Regions from separate parts of the Mus musculus genome. Here regions 1 and 2 are each linked to region 3. A link is a loop called in an ENCODE intact Hi-C map of the cell type or tissue named here. Cell type or tissue: left cerebral cortex. All regions are shown on one strand.

The links. A loop is a pair of places that touch in the nucleus more often than their neighbours do. Peaks named below come from ENCODE experiments on the same cell type or tissue, not always from the same donor. Only the 100,000 strongest peaks of a DNase experiment are listed, where the experiment ranks them.
Region 1: it touches region 3 in a loop (6-fold over the local background); 20 of 42 quality-filtered maps call a loop at or near these places.
Region 2: a loop joins it to region 3, with 2.0 times the contacts of the local background. A loop is called at or near these places in 9 of 42 quality-filtered maps.

The regions. Positions count from the first base shown.
Region 1 is chr5:142,875,003-142,880,002 of GRCm38, reverse strand. Fbxl18 (F-box and leucine-rich repeat protein 18) reads left to right here. Exons shown (of 5, transcript NM_001033312.3): 4 at 1,127-1,345. Among named protein-coding and RNA genes, the nearest start is that of Fbxl18, 18 kb to the left of the region's middle. In left cerebral cortex, CTCF peaks have their summits at 489 (motif pointing left), 2,494 (motif pointing right) and 4,899 (motif pointing right); DNase peaks (open chromatin) are centred at 488, 1,172, 2,479 and 3,000; H3K27ac peaks cover 1,814 bases.
Region 2 is chr5:143,064,048-143,069,047 of GRCm38, reverse strand. Rnf216 (ring finger protein 216) reads left to right here. Exons shown (of 17, transcript NM_080561.4): 12 at 54-202; 13 at 653-731. It overlaps Gm43380 (a long non-coding RNA gene), which reads right to left. Exons shown (of 3, transcript XR_003955828.1): 3 at 726-2,262. Among named protein-coding and RNA genes, the nearest start is that of Gm43380, 28 kb to the right of the region's middle. In left cerebral cortex, a CTCF peak has its summit at 2,360 (motif pointing right); DNase peaks (open chromatin) are centred at 2,375 and 3,599; H3K27ac peaks cover 1,828 bases.
Region 3 is chr5:142,766,050-142,771,049 of GRCm38, reverse strand. It overlaps Tnrc18 (trinucleotide repeat containing 18), which reads left to right. Exons shown (of 28, transcript NM_001122730.3): 11 at 4,962-5,000. Among named protein-coding and RNA genes, the nearest start is that of Gm31365, 44 kb to the left of the region's middle. In left cerebral cortex, a CTCF peak has its summit at 2,909 (motif pointing left); DNase peaks (open chromatin) are centred at 2,913 and 4,177; H3K27ac peaks cover 872 bases.

The DNA of each region.
Region 1 (5,000 bases), 110 kb before region 3:
GCTGCCTGGGTGGAAGCAAGAGCCACTTGAGCCAGGCCTGGCACAGTCTCAGGGGTACCTTCTCCCTCATCCCCCCTGGCTCAGAGTACAGCATCAGAGGGGAGAGGTGCAGTCATCTCAGAGCAGCATGTCCTTGCTGGCTGGTAGTTTGAGCCAGCTGGGAAGACGTGGAGGTGGAACGTGGCCCAATCTGGGTGGGTCCCATTTCCTTGTTCTCTGCCTACCCTCAGATGTCAGATGGTACCCACATTAGATAGTTCCCCGGCAGTGCTGGGTGCTAACCAGCCTTGTTCACGGGGGAGAGGGTAAGGGCTCATTGGCCCCACAATTGGAGGGTGACTGGTTGACCTCTGTGACACATAACATCTTTTAGGGCAAAGTTCTGTAAGTGGCTATCTACTTAGAAAAAGGTTTGAAAGTATGTATAGGACACAGTGTGTAACTAAGCCCCAGGATACCTGGGCTTTAGTGCAAGTCCATACTGCCACCTAGTGGTGGAGGTGGCAGCTACTGCTGCCTGGCACTGGGCTTCCACCCCGTGCTGTTAGGAGCATTGGGATGGGCTGGCTGGTTATCTCTCTCTCTCTTCTCTCTCTCTCTCTCCTCTCTCTCTCTTTCTCTCTCTCTCCTCTCTCTCCTCTCTCTCTCTCTCTCTCTCTCTCTCTCTCTCTCTCTGCTGCTCATGACCCTGCATCCCTCTTACCTGCCACTTTCTCACCCTGCGAAGCTATGGCAGAAGGAAACTAAATTCAGGGCTGGCCAGGACACCGGAGCGAGACCCCATCTAAGATTTAAAATCCAAAGGGCTGGGCATACGGTTCTGTGGTGAAGTGCTTGCCTAGTGTATGTGTGGTCTAAGTTCAGTTCCCAGCGTTGAAAATAAAAGTCCAGGTGGCTGATCTATCTCTGCCATCAGATCGGCTCCCTAGGGCAGTTGCATGTAAGTCCCCTAAGGCCAGCAGGTGTGGCTGTGGCTGTATGAGAACTGGGGGGGGGGGGGGGGTTTGGGGGGAGGGCATACTGAAGATGGGATGTGATAGCCTTGAGCTGGCAGGTCTGTAGGCAGTGGCTAGCCTCACTCATCCCTGGAGTCAAGTCCCTAGAGCTCACACCCATCTCTCTGCAGGTTGGAGCAGCCCTACTTCAACGCCAACGCTCAGTTCTTCCAGGCACTGGGCCAGTGCTCGTCTCTGCAGCGCCTGTGCCTGGTATCTCGCAGCGGCACCCTGCAGCCAGATGCCGTGCTGGCCTTTATGGCCCGTTGCCTGCAGGTCGTCATGTGTCACATGTTCACCGGAGAATCCCTTACCACCTGCAAGAGCCTGCAGCAGTCGCTCCTCCGGAGGTGAGTGGCAAGGCCTGGCAGCTGACCGGGAGGTCTCAGACAGTACTGCTGTCCCCAGGACTCAGTGTCCTCAGCCCGTTACCGACTTTGAGGAGATGGAGCACCAGATTCTAGCAGCATGATCAGAGGGCCTGGCCTGCTGCAGGGGACTAGTTCCCATGGATAGTCTCTGGTCTCAGCCATGGAAGGCTGAGACAGAAAGAGCCCAGGAGTTAGGGCTAGCCTCAGGTACAGAGTTTATCCTGGAGTCTAGAAGCCAAAGTTTGAGTTTACTGTGTCTGATGTGGGCCCAAGAAAGACTTCTTGACCCTTCCTTCCTTCATCCTTGTAAAGGCTGGACTCCCGGCAATTCAGAAGCTGAGGCAGAACTGGGAATTTGGAATACTTGGTGAATTCAAGGCAAGCTTGGCCTATAAGCAAGGCCATTTCAACAAGCAAGTAAGGGGCTGGGAGTTTAGCGTAGTTGGTAGAGTGCTTGCCCAGCTGACACTAAGCCCTGGGTCAGTTCTTACAACATGGGGCTGGAGAGATGACTCAGAAGTCATCTTACTGCAGCTGGGACATGCCAACACGCCAGAGGCAGAGGCTAGCCTGGTCTACAGGTCAAGTTCCAAGACAGCCAAGATAGCCTCTCCTGGCCACTTTGGGCAACTGTGTAGATGTGAGGCATATAAGCTTATGTGAGCTCACATTACATGCACATACATACATACATACATACATACATACATAAACAGATCTCAGTCTCTGTAGTACCACAGATGTGTTAGCACATGCTTATGATCCTAGCACTTGCTGATGGAGGCAGGATTCAAGTCCTCTACTACATAACAAGTTTGAGGCTAGCCTGGGCTACATGAGACCCTGTCTTAAGACAGTGTAAGTAAAGAGAGAGTGGCTGGTCTGAAGAAACCCTCAGGGCAGACGCTGAGGCCTGACCCAGGCCAGCACAAAGCCTTCCTCTCTGCTATTGCTGGCAGCCTCGGGGCTGGGCAAGGCCCTAGAGACTGGCAGAGAGGCTGTTCTGTGGAGGCCTCTGCTGCCGCCTTGCCATCTGCAGGGTGGTGGCTCTGCTGTACACCCCTCCCCCACGGTGACAGCAGCCTTTCTGGGTCTTACAGTCTGCCCAGCTGTGCAGGGCGCTGAGCTGCAGGCGTCCAGCAGGTGGCAGTGTTGCTCTTGGCAGCCAGCCACCCGGTGCCCAGGGTGTCTGTGAAAAGTAACCGTACTGTCTGTCGTCTTTCCTGAAGCTTCTTTTGTTTGCTTAGCTTAAGAACTTTTTTTAGACAGGGTTTTTGTAGCTCAGGCTGCCCTTGAGCCCACTGTGATGCTGGACACGACCTTCCCCTCCGTATCCTCCCGCCTCCATCTCCTGAGTGCTGAAGTTATAGGTATAGAGCACTTTTGGAGTAGCCCAGGCTGGCCTTAAATTTGTGGCAATCCTCCTGCCTCAGCCACAATCCTCCTAGCACCTCACCCAGCAGGGTAGATGGAGCTCTCAGCCAGCAAGACTGGGGTCCCTTCCTCCCTGCACTGCACTGTCGGTTCCTGGCAGGATTATGCTTCGTGTCTGTCCCCGTGCCAGGCTGTACTCGTGCCTCAGGTCCCTGGGCAGTTGAGTTGCATCTTTCTCACCTTCCTTAACTGGCTCGGGGGCTTCATGTTGTGGGGTTGGATTTGGCTTCTCCCACCTCACAGGATGTATCTGTATTTAGGTTGCCTGTGTCTAATGCCTGCACAGTGTGGTGACTACATTTGTCCTTCAGGTTTTGTGTCCTGTGTCTGCCTGTCTGTCTGTCTCTCTCTTTTGAGTCTCAAGTAGCCCAGACTAGCCACTAACACGGAGAAGAATAATCAGAATAAACGTAACCTTCTGATGCCCGCTCGCTACTTCTCAGGTCTTGTCGTTACAGGCATACACTGCCACGTTAGATTTATGCCATGCTGGGGCCCGGAAGCGTCAGGCAAATAGTCTGCTGGCTGAGCCACGTCTCAGCCTTGGGGTTTCCTGCTTCTTGGTGCCATTCTGGGCATTGACATCTCAACCCTCCCCAGTACCAGGATGAGCTGCGTGTGTCCCCATGCCAGCTCCTTTTCTCTCCTGTTGCACCATGCAGCCCACTGGATGTGGGGCTGTGTTCTTCTGCAAGTCCTTCCCCTATTTGGGCTTCTTTGGCCTCATATGAGGTCTGAATTCAGCTCCTGGGGTCCAGACTCAGTGACAGAGGTTCCTGGTGGACCTTGGGGGTTAGTGGCCTCCCAGGCTGGTGAGCAGGGACTATCAGAGTTCCGCTTTACCCAGTGCCCACACATCTCTGCACCGCACCGGTCCAGTTTCCCATCTTCCCTAGAAACTTGTGCTGGTCTACCTGATGCATGGTTGCCTTGCCTGCTGCTGTCTGCCCACAGTGCTGTTGCGTCAGGGTCTGGGCCATGCACTTGGCTGTCTGATAAGCCCACCCTGGACTTCTCTCTCTCACCCCCACTTCAGACTCGGCAGGGAAGGATCCCTCATTCGTCCCTGCTTCCTTGGGCTCTCCCACTTGGGCCAGGCCTTGCAAACCCTGGGAATGGGGAGGGCCCTGTGTCCTCTGGTCACTGTGGCGCCGTGATACTGTGGCACTGTGGAGGTAGAGCCTTGAGACCCCAAGGCTCCTCCCAACCTTGTCTCTGGGGAGCAGCCTCATCTCCCAGGCACAACTGGAACCTGTCCATGACAGACCCACTCCTGCCCACCCTGGGTAAGCCGTGACATGGGAACCACTGCCACTCATCCCACCTGGTGCCTTCGGCTTCCCAGAAGGCTTCCTCTTCATGTCTGCCTGCTGCCACATGACCTAGGCATGACAGCTTGAACCCCATATGGGACTTTTCTAGGTCCTGTCTCCTCCCTGCAACAGGGCCTGAGCCCAGAAGCACGCGTGATGGCCCTGGCACAACCCCAGACAGTAGCAAAGTGAAGGTGAGGTCACTGCTCGCCGGGAGCAGTTACAGACCTGACATCTGTGGCCATGTCTCAACAGCCTCCGGCCTGAAGACTCAGGAATCCCAATCCCGAGTGCAGTGTGAGGCGCTGTCCTCCAGCTCCTCTCAGGCTAATATGACAGAGGTCTGCCGTCCACTGCGGTGGCCATGTCATTCTCTTGAGGCCAGTTGGCACTGTCTTCCCATGTGGGATCTTAAAGTATGTTTGTGTCTGTCCCCGTATGTTGGGCATATGGCCCTGGAAGGCCACCTGGCTGCTCCAGCCCCAGTGGTGTTCCATGTAGACATGGGGGGCATTCTTTCTGTAAGTTTCCAGCTTGCCAGAACCACAGTTAACAGCCCCCCCTCTGCTGCTGTGTTCTGGCAAGCTCCGGCCCCTGGCAGCCTCGGGGCAGCCGCGCTCAAAGCTGAGTGTGCACATGTGATTCTCCATGCCGGGAAGACAGGGTTCTGCGTCTGGTCTGCAGACTGCAGAGAAGTGCTCTCAGATGGAGCAGGGGATTGCTTAAGTCTGCCTTGGATGTCAGTTTCAGAGTGCAATCAGGTTGGGGGATGAGGCTTGGTCAGTAGAGGGCTCTCCTGGCGTGCACAAAGCCCTAGGCTCCAGTCCCCACATGGCACAGACTAGGCATAGTGGTTCAGGTTTATAATCCCAGCACTTGAGAGGTGG
Region 2 (5,000 bases), 300 kb before region 3:
CGTTATTCTGAGCCCTGGCTAACTTTTTCCTTTGCCTGATTGCTTTATTCTAGTCAGAACTCAGCTGCATGGAAGGCAGCTGCACGTGCTCCTTCCCAACCAGTGAGCTGGAGAAGGTGCTCCCCCAGACCATTCTGTACAAATACTATGAACGGAAAGCTGAGGAAGAAGTCGCTGCAGCCTATGCTGATGAGCTTGTCCGGTGAGTGCTGACAATCTACTCATTCCCCAAGGTAAAGTCTGCTTTTACCAGGCAAGAAGATTCTGTCTGGATTTTCTGGCCCTTCTTGCTATTGCAACAATCAGTTAAGCTTATAATGAAAGCATCTATCGATGGCTCTGCCTACACCTTATTTGTTACCTAGTATTCTAGCCTGTAGCTGAGTCACTGCACCCTGGGAGGGAGGAAGAGTAATGGTTACAAGGAATCCTTGAGAGCTTGAGGTATGTGGTTGACAGTAAGTTTGGACGTTGGCATGGTGCCTGTGTTGTCCCTGTAAGTGCAGTGTAGGAGGCAGCTCAGTCTAGGCTGTAGTGATAATTAAGGAATACAAAGCACTGTCTGCCATGCTTAATCCTCCATCTTGGTAGCACAATCCCAGGAGACCCACCTTTAAACATCTTGAGTGATGCCGCTTTCCTGTTGCTCCAGGTGCCCCTCCTGCAGCTTCCCTGCTCTGTTGGACAGCGATGTGAAGAGGTTCAGCTGCCCCAACCCACGCTGCCGAAAGGTACGGAGGACAGTGGTTTGTGTTTCTAGCACCTTGCTTGAGTTTGGCTTGCACTATGCAGGTGGCCTGTGTAGGCTGATGCATGAGAATAGTTTGCCTCTTCCATTCATGAAGCAAGAGAAGGTTGGTGATGGCAGTTGGCATAGTTACAGAGATGAAATTACTTGTGGAAATCCAATTGCAAAGTTCAGGATTTCTCGTCTATGTCATTTTATAAAGACAGGTGCTGTGAAAATGTGTCTTCTTCTGCTGTGTCGTATATTTTGCTTGCTCTTTTCCCTGTCCTGTACTCAAATACAGCACATACACACCTGTAAGTTAGGGAAAATCTGTATGGACATATAGAATTCTGTAATAAGGTAGTTATACATAAGTCAATTAATATAGAATTTGAAAGGCAAAAAACGTAAAAACTCTTCAAAAGTACTAATGGATTCACAACGTGTAAGAAGTGGCAGGTTTTCCCTGACTGAATCTGCATTTCATAACTACCAGGACCCCTTTGCCATCAGCCGCTGGCTCCACTCCGACAGTCTTGCAGTGAATTAGCCCGTTGTAGGGGAAGGAGTTTCAGTTTATTTGGCTCTGTGCTGTACGTCTGCTTATACCTCTTAATCAAGAAACTGGAGCAGTTCCGAATGACCATCCATTGCAGATGCAGGGACGTGGCGGCCAGAGACCTCATGTGCAATTTCTTAAGTAACCAGATGCAAGTAGCAAGAACTGAACAGCAATTGCCAGGTCTAGGCCTAGGGAAAATAGGAGTTACTAGGCAGTGAGCACTTTGAATCAGGCCAGATGAAAAGTTCTTTATCTGTTTATACAACTTTATAACTGCTTATAGCTAGCAGTTCATAATGCACTGCACATCATGTGTTCTCAGCTTTTGCAAAGGACAGGGCATTTAGTTCACTTTGTGTTCTCCTGCTAAGATGGACACACGCCATGATGGAGAAATGGCTCTGTTGCTACTAAGCTTCAGGTTTGTCTCAGCAGCAGCTTCAGACCCCAAGGGTCAGAGCTGGCTGGACATCTAGAGAAGAGGAGCGGGCTTAGAGTGAGGCCGGGTCAGGCCATGTAGTTGGAAACGGAATGTGAATAAGGCAAGGTGCAGGAGAGTCCTTTGCTTCCATCCACTGCTTCCATCCACTGCATCAATGATTTAATGGGAATATGGAGGGTTTCAGCAGGAAAAAAAACAAGTGCCAACTGTGTGTTTGCCTGGTGCCTTCCAGTACAGTTCTCAGTGCACACTTGCGAAGTGACTAAGTCACCCATTCTAAAGAGACTGAGGCTGGAGAAGGATCGTGGAGTCTGGAGTTTGATGCAGTAGGGAGATGGTTACTGTGCAAATGTTGGGTGGTTCTCAGAGCTTCCATTTGCTCATTCATCTTATTTACAGTATCCACAGTGAAGAGATGTAGCACAGGATATTATAGCTTCCAGGACCATCTGTTTCAAAATTTAACCTTTACCTATAGATAAAGGCACTCATGCTCTAGGTTCTTTTTCTGCTCTTGGAGGAAAGTGTCTGTGGGAGATAAGATAAAAACCAAACCTATAATACAATGCAGAGAGGCATCTGTACGAAGCTGTTTTGTGTGAACTATGGAATAAGCTGCCACTAGATGGCACTAGCATTCCACAAGAAAAGTGCCCTCTCCCCCTTGGGTATTTCCAAAGTAGATGTGTCAGCACAACTGTCTTGTAAGCAGAATGGACAAAATTCTTTGAGGTTAGTGCTAAAGCAAACTACTGTGTGCATTCAGATTTAATGGCAGAGATGGTTGTGCTGTGAGGACATCTGCCTTTTCCTTTGTACTTGCCCCAGTGTGGCGCCCTTTCTCTTCAACAAGATGGTGGAACTGACAGTTAATCCTGGAGGATTTTGTATAAAAAGTGAGCCATGAGCTAATTTTGTCCTATGTAAGACCAAAGGCATCTGCTTTCTCACTGCAGTGTTTGCCAGGAAGCTACACTCAAGTTAGAGTTTCAGGAACCTGTCACTCTGAGATAAGGCTTTGATAGTGGTGCATTATCTGGGAAAGACTTGGTGCCCAGAATCCCTGAAGACTGAGACTTAAGACTGTCCTATAAAATAGGCAGGCTCTCATGGATGTGATGGAGTGTGTATCCAGACCTTCATTTCTCTGGTACACTCTGACATAAAGAATTCATCAACTTGACTCAGCATGTTGCTTTTAACAGTGGTTAAGTATGTTTGATATGGAGTGGAAGAAGGTATATTTTGGCAGGTTCTGAGATGGTTTCCAATATTCTATGGAATACTTTTTCCGTAGGTTCAAACATTTCCCTGTTGAATCTTTCTACCCTCTTAAATATACAAGTCTGCTTCTTATTCCACAGTACACATAGAGCTTTTTCAATGTGGAAAATTAGAAAAATTCTAGTAATGAGGTATAGATTTACCAGTGCACAGTAAGCAAGTACTAAGGAAGGAAAGATGGCCAGTGTAAAGAGTTGTATGAAAATAACATGAAGAAAATCTTGTTTGGATTCTTTCTGTGGACACTGAATGTCTATCGGTTGTGTAATCAGTCACCCATCTCTGCCCAGGATCACTTGAGTTTGGCTTATTCGTCAGTTTCCACCTACATACCCTCTTCCATGCTTGTCTTTCTTACAGTTGTCAGGTCCTGTGACAGCCTCTGTAGCCTTCAATGCTCATAACTCAGAGTCTGTGAAATATTACCAAAATTTACGTCTGCAGTAAACCAGTTTGTTGTTTAAAAAAAAACAAAAAACAAAACCAGCAATCTGCAGCTGCCTGCTGTAGCTGAGTGGCTATGTGAAGAGAATGTAAATTATCCAGCTGTCATTGCCAAGACAACTCTCCAGCTGTGGCACCAGGCCATTGCCACTTACTGGCCACGTACTAATTGGGGAACCTAGCTAGTCTGCTGACTCCTGGACTAAACCAAGCCTTCACATTATCCAGAGATGATGAAGCTTGGCCTTCATGCTCCTTCTGTCAGGGAGGACCTTTAAATCAGGAAGTTACAGTGACAAGAGCCAAAAGTCTTGGTGACAAAAGATTCTGAAGCCTGTAGGTGAGGGCTCACTTACTGGAATAAAGTCCATACTCCATTATTGGAGTCAGAAAGGGAGGAGTTAGAATAAGAAGTCCTTGTTATGAATGTGGTCTGTTCTTCCTGCAGTTTCCAGAGAGGTCGTAGTGAAGAGCTTCAGGTCTCCGGTGCTGTGGTGTTGCTGAGCTTTCTGTGTGTCCATTAGGGATGGAACAGAGCCCTTGACTCACCACTGGTCACTACAGAGAGACTGTGCTAAGTGGACACTGAAGCTTGACACCAGGTGATGTACAGTAGTAGAGCTAGAAACCCGAAGGAAAGCCCCAGGGCATCCCAAGGCCATAACTGGAAGCTGTCCTTCCATCAGACAGCAACAGTTAGTGCAAGTCCCACACTAGCAAAGGGCTTCAGAGTTGCACTGGTTTTGCTCAAATATTTCTGTCAAATTCCACTTTTACATTTCCTGTAGCAGGGGTTAGAAAAGCAGCTCAGTAGTTAACAGCACTTGCTGATCTTGCAGAGGGCCTGGCTTCAGTTCCTGATACAGTTTTGAACTGCCCTTAATTCCAATCTTAGTGATCTAGTGCTGCCTTCTGGCCTCCATAGGCACCAAGCACACACACAGTACACATGCATATATTGCAGGCAAGATACTTATATGCATACAGTAAAAATTAGTCTTAAAAATTTCTGTCAGAACAGCACCATACATCTGTTCTTCATGGGTTTCTTGACCCTGGAATGATTTTTTTTTTAAAGATGGATTCATTGATTGAAATGATTGATTATATGTGTGTACATTGTAGCTGTCTTCAGACACTCCAGAAGAGGGCATCAGATTTTTGTTACGGCTGGTTGTGAGCCACCATGTGGTTGCTGGGATTTGAACTCAGGACCTTTGGAAGAGCAGTCAGTGCTCTTAACCGCTGAGCCATCTCACTAGCCCCCTGGAATGATATTTGACAATTACACAGGCATGTCTGCTAACTGTACATGCCATCCTAGTCCTGGGACGAACCAGAGAACAGGTGTGTGTGTTTCCAAGAGTAAAAAATGCACCAGTGGCTAACACTGCTTACCTCATGTCCCCATTTCTCACTGTGAGTTAAATAAATCCCACATTTGCCATTATTAGCAATGACTGCCTAAAAGGAAGAAAGATAACTTACCCCATACAGGAGAAGAAAATATAAACTAAGACCTTTTGTTTCCCCCTCAT
Region 3 (5,000 bases):
CAGAATATGTTTTATTCACAGATTTTTTGTTTTGTTTTGTTCTGTTTTTGCTTTTAATTATAAAATAAGGCTTGGTGGCATAGGCCACCCATCCATCCCAGCTACATGGGAGCCTGAGGCAGGAGGATTGTGAGTTTAAGGCCAGTTGGATTAGAGAATAGAAGGCCAGCCAAGGCAACTAATCAAGACCCTGTTCTCACCATAAAAAGTAAAAAGAGGGCTGAGGTGTGGCTCAGTGGTAGAGCACCTGCCTAGAATCCCCCAGTGAGGGGCTGGGGTGTGGCTCAGTGGTAGAGCACCTGTCTAGCCAAGAGGGTCTTGGTATCATCCCCAGAAGTGCAAATTAAATAAGTAAATAAATAGTCCCCTTTCTGGTTCAAGTGTCAGTTGGGATAGTAGAGTGCTTGCTTTAGCCATTGACCATGGGTTCCATGTCCAGTATTGAAGTGGAGCTAGGAGCTGTGAGAAACGTGTATAACCAGAGGTTCCATTGTGATGGACTTAAGCCCCCAGGCCCACCCCCTCCCCCCTGTGTCTTATGAAAGCAAGAGTTTTGAGCAGGTGGGTGGGATGTTGGCAGCAAGAGGGGTGACTCTGTGGGTAAAAAGGCACCTATCTTGAGCCCTGGAACTTATGTAGTAGCAGAGGAAAACTGATTCGCAAAAGATGTTCTCTGAATTCCACATGTGTGCTGCGGCTATGTTAGATCCTCTGCAATTCCCCCAACCCACCCATCCCCCCAAAAAAGAGAATTTAAATGCTCTTGGAACCGAAGTTGAGCAATCAGGACCTAACATTAAGTAGAGTCTGGGTACTTAAGTCGTCTTGAGTCTTTTTCTCCTGTGATTATCCGGTTGGTTCTTCCTTTTTCTGCCTCTGTCTCCTGTTCTACTTTTCTCTGTTGACCTCGTTTTTTGCCAGGCTCGTTCTCCTCACTGGGGCTTCCAGGAGTTCCTCCCATGCCTTCTGGCCTGCTCAGCTGGGCTGAGTCTGTATCTTTCCCAGAAATTCTAGGAAGAACTCTGAGACACCTCATCCTGGGCCCACTGGGGTTCATGCTTTTTAGTACAAAAAGCCTGGGGAGTCGGCACCAAGGGTAACGCCCTGTTGCGTGAGTGTGAAGATCCCTAGAACCCATCTGAAGCTAGCTAGGCGTGCATGCCTCTGAAATTCCTTGGTTGCTCCAACAGAATTGGAGGCAGAAGGAGAAGCATTCCAGGAATTCAGTGGCCTTTGAGCCTGTTGTCTACACAAGAACAAGACATACTTTCTCAGATAAGGAGGGAGACTGACACCTGACTTGTGTGTTCTGTAGGGGTGGGGCCACTCACCTATGAATGCACACATGCACACACAAACGCACACACATGTGTGCATGCACTCACATGCATGCACCTGCACACATGTACACACACACACAGAGGAAGTCCTTTTGTTTGGGGAGCAGGGACTGCTTTCATGCACCTCTACACTGGACCCCTGTTGCTTTTTTGAGGAATCTCTCCCAATTCTACTAGTGACAAACCCCCAAATCAAAGGCCAGCCATGAGCAACATCTGGACCCATCTCTCAGTCACCCCCTAGTAGTGACAGCCACAAGCTGATGTGTGTGCCTGGGCCCCTTTGACTAGAGAGTTTCTTTCATTCTTTTTATTATTTTTTATTTTAAAGACAGATATGAAGCCCAGGCTGGTCTAGGAGTTAGAGCAATTCCCCTGCCTCGTCTTCCTGAGTGCTGGGATTGTAAATATGCTGTAGACCTATCCAGTCATTTTTCTTCTGTTTGTAGATGCCTGACCTTTGCCTGTCTTTGTTTTTAGACTTTGACTCCCTCTGGAAGGTTCGTTCTCGTTCTCTCTCTCTTTCTCTCTCTCTCTGTCTCTCTCTCTCTCTCTCTCTCTCTCTCTCTCTCTCAAGTTAGGGCCTGCCCTAATAATCTCTACCCTCTGTAGAAACCATTGTACATAGGCCACACCCCCTTGCGCCTGGTTGGTCGGAATGTCGCATACCTGCCGTGCTGGTATTTAGCAGGCTGCAGCAGGAGGCTCTCAAGATGACTAGGATTCACATCCAATTTGCTAAGTTAGGGGTCTGGCTTGGAATGTGTCTTCTGGTGCGCTTTGGACCAACCAGGCTGGCTGTGTGAAGGGAGAAGGAGCAGGCAAACAGCCGTCCCCTTCTGTAATTTGGCTTCCACCATCCTCTGCCCCCATGGGGATGCTGAAGCCATAGGGGTGGGGCAGAACAGGCTGGCCCACTTCAGTCTGATGTGCTAGGAACCTGGTGGGTTCACTGCTGCATGGAGTTCATTTATTTTACAAATAAAACCTGGGCTGGAGAGATGGCTTAGCTCACAAGCCAACATACAAGCATAAAGCCCTCCCGCTGGGTGGCACAGGGCTGTCATTGCAGCTGTGAGAGCCAGTCTGAAGAACTGTTGTAAAGCAAGAAGGTCTGAAGCTGTAGCTCAGGGTACAGTGGGTGCCACACAGAGCCCTGGTTCCATCTCTTGTTCTGTATAAGCCAGGTGTGGTGGGATAGCCTGTCACCCGGCAGAACCCAGAGTGTCTGGGGCTCAAAGTCACTCTCTTGTGTCCAGGCTAGCCTTGACACATGAGGTGCTGTCTTAAAAACAAAAAAGAAATGGAGACATCTTTAGGAGTCCAAGGCCAGCCTGGTCTACCTAAGTGAGTCCCAGGTCAGCCAGAGTAAAACAAAATAAACAAAACAAAATAAAAATTCAATGATTATATAAATAAAAATAAAAAATAAAACCCCAAACCACTGATTTTTCAATGAGCGAGGAGGAGGTTTTTTTTTTTTTCTTCTTTTCTTTTTTGTCACCTCTGTTGGCAGCAGTAATTCTGGTTGTAACCGGTTCAGGAAGACACTGTTGCCATCTAGTGGGGAGAGTCAGGGAGGCTTCAGTGATTGATGGAGCTTGTACAGGACAGTCCCCAGCAGAGTCCATCCCGCATTAGGAACAGGGCTGCGGAGCCTGATTATTGTTAAGGGCTGGGATTACTCACGCTCACCCTCTAGGCCTTCAGACACGGGGGGAGGTTTGCATTTTTTTCCTCAAGCACGCAAAACTGGTTAACTTTGAGACTGGAAAAAAATATCAGTTCGAAAATGCAAAGTGAACCAACGAGACAGCTCAGTGAGGGAGGTGCTTGCTGCTAAGCCTGAAGATCTGGGTTCGATTCTCTATAACTCAGGATGCAAGTAGAGAACCAATTCCTGGAAGTTGTTCTTTGACCTCCGCATACACACTGTTGTGTATATAGCACATTTTCTTTCTCTCTGTTTCTCTTTCAAACACATACACGTGCACATACACACACGCACGCGCGTGTACACATGTGCGCGCACGAACACACAGTAATAAGTTAAAATAAAAATAAAATTAAAATAGTAAGACACGGTGGTTGCAAGTCTCTAATCCTAGCGCTTCGGAGGCTGAAGCAAGAGGCCTGTGAATTTGAGGCAGCCCTAGCTGAATTCAGCCAGGCATGGTCTCACAGAGCTCAGGAAGCCCCAACTCCTTATGCAACAAAGGATAACCTTGAACTCCTGACCCCCCCTGCCTCTGCTTCTGGGGTACTGAGATTACTGTTGTGGGCCAGTATGCCTTTTTACATGGTGCCGGGAATTGAACCTCAGGCTCAGTGCTTGCTGGGCAAGCACATTATCGACTGAGCCAACATCCCCAGCCCTACACTGTGTTTTAGTGTTTATACGGGAGGCTGGGTGTGTTAGGAATATTGGAACACGAGAGTACATTCCTGAACTCTAGCACACACGGGGTCACATCCTCCCCCAGAGGAGACCTGTGCGTGTTGGGGCATTACACCTTTCTCCTTGATTTCTGCTTTTTAAGATACACGTTTTTGTGTGTATGTGTGTGCAGGCACATGTGTGTTAGTGTTAGGGGCACATGCCGTGGCACGTGTGTGGAGGACTGAAAACAATCTCTGGGGTCTCTTTTCCCATCACACCCTGCTTGCCACAGGCCATGCCAGGTAGCTGATTAGGACTTCTGGAAAATTTCCTCTGCCTGCCTCCTGCCTCCGCTTAGGAACACTGCAACTGTAATGTGTTACTGTGCTGGGCTTTACCCACGTCCTGGGTATTTGAGCACAGTAAGCCTTTCTCTCAGCCACCTACTTCTCTAGTCAAGTTTGTGCTTTTTATTTCTCTCTCTTTTATTCTTCTTCCTCTTCCCCCTCCCCACCTCCTCCTCCTCAAAGGGTTTCTCTGTGTAGCCCTGGCTGTGCTGGAACTCACTTTATAGACCAGGCTAGTCTTGAACTACTAGAGAGCCACCTGCTTCTGCCTCTCAATACACACACACACACACACACACACACACAATTTTAAGTGTGTGTGTGTACTGTGTGTACGTGAGTGCTGGTACAGGAGGCTTGGATTTCTCAGGAGCTGGAGTTACAGGCGGCTGTGAGGTGCCTAAGTGATGGGTATTAAACCCAGATCCCCTTTAAGAGCAGAATGTCCCCTTACCCGCTGAGCTGTCTCCAGCCATTTGTGCTTTCCCCCCTCCCTGGAATTTATTTGTTTGTTTGGAAAGAGGGTCTCTATATAGCCTGAACCCAGTCCTCCTGCTGGGGTGACGGGTGTGAACCACACCTGGTTCCCTAGACCTGTTTTCTGATGTGGGACACAACATATTCACTAAGGAGAAATCAAGTAGAGACGCGTGGGGATATCCATTGTCCTGGGAAGGAACCTCTGCTAGTGTTTGGTTACTCAGAAGTATTCCTGGCCTTTCACACACAGTGCACTAGACCACAATGCTGTGTGGCTGTGTGGCCCAGAGCCAGGGCTGACTATAGTATCTGGGAGTTTAATCTGGCCTCTTGATGGCTGGCTGCATGGGTACGGCCATCTTGCCCGTGGTCAGGTCCCAGCACTGACTTCCCTGACCTCTCTCCCTTCCCCAGATCCAGAGCCAAACCTGGTGGTGCGACCCTCCCTCGAAA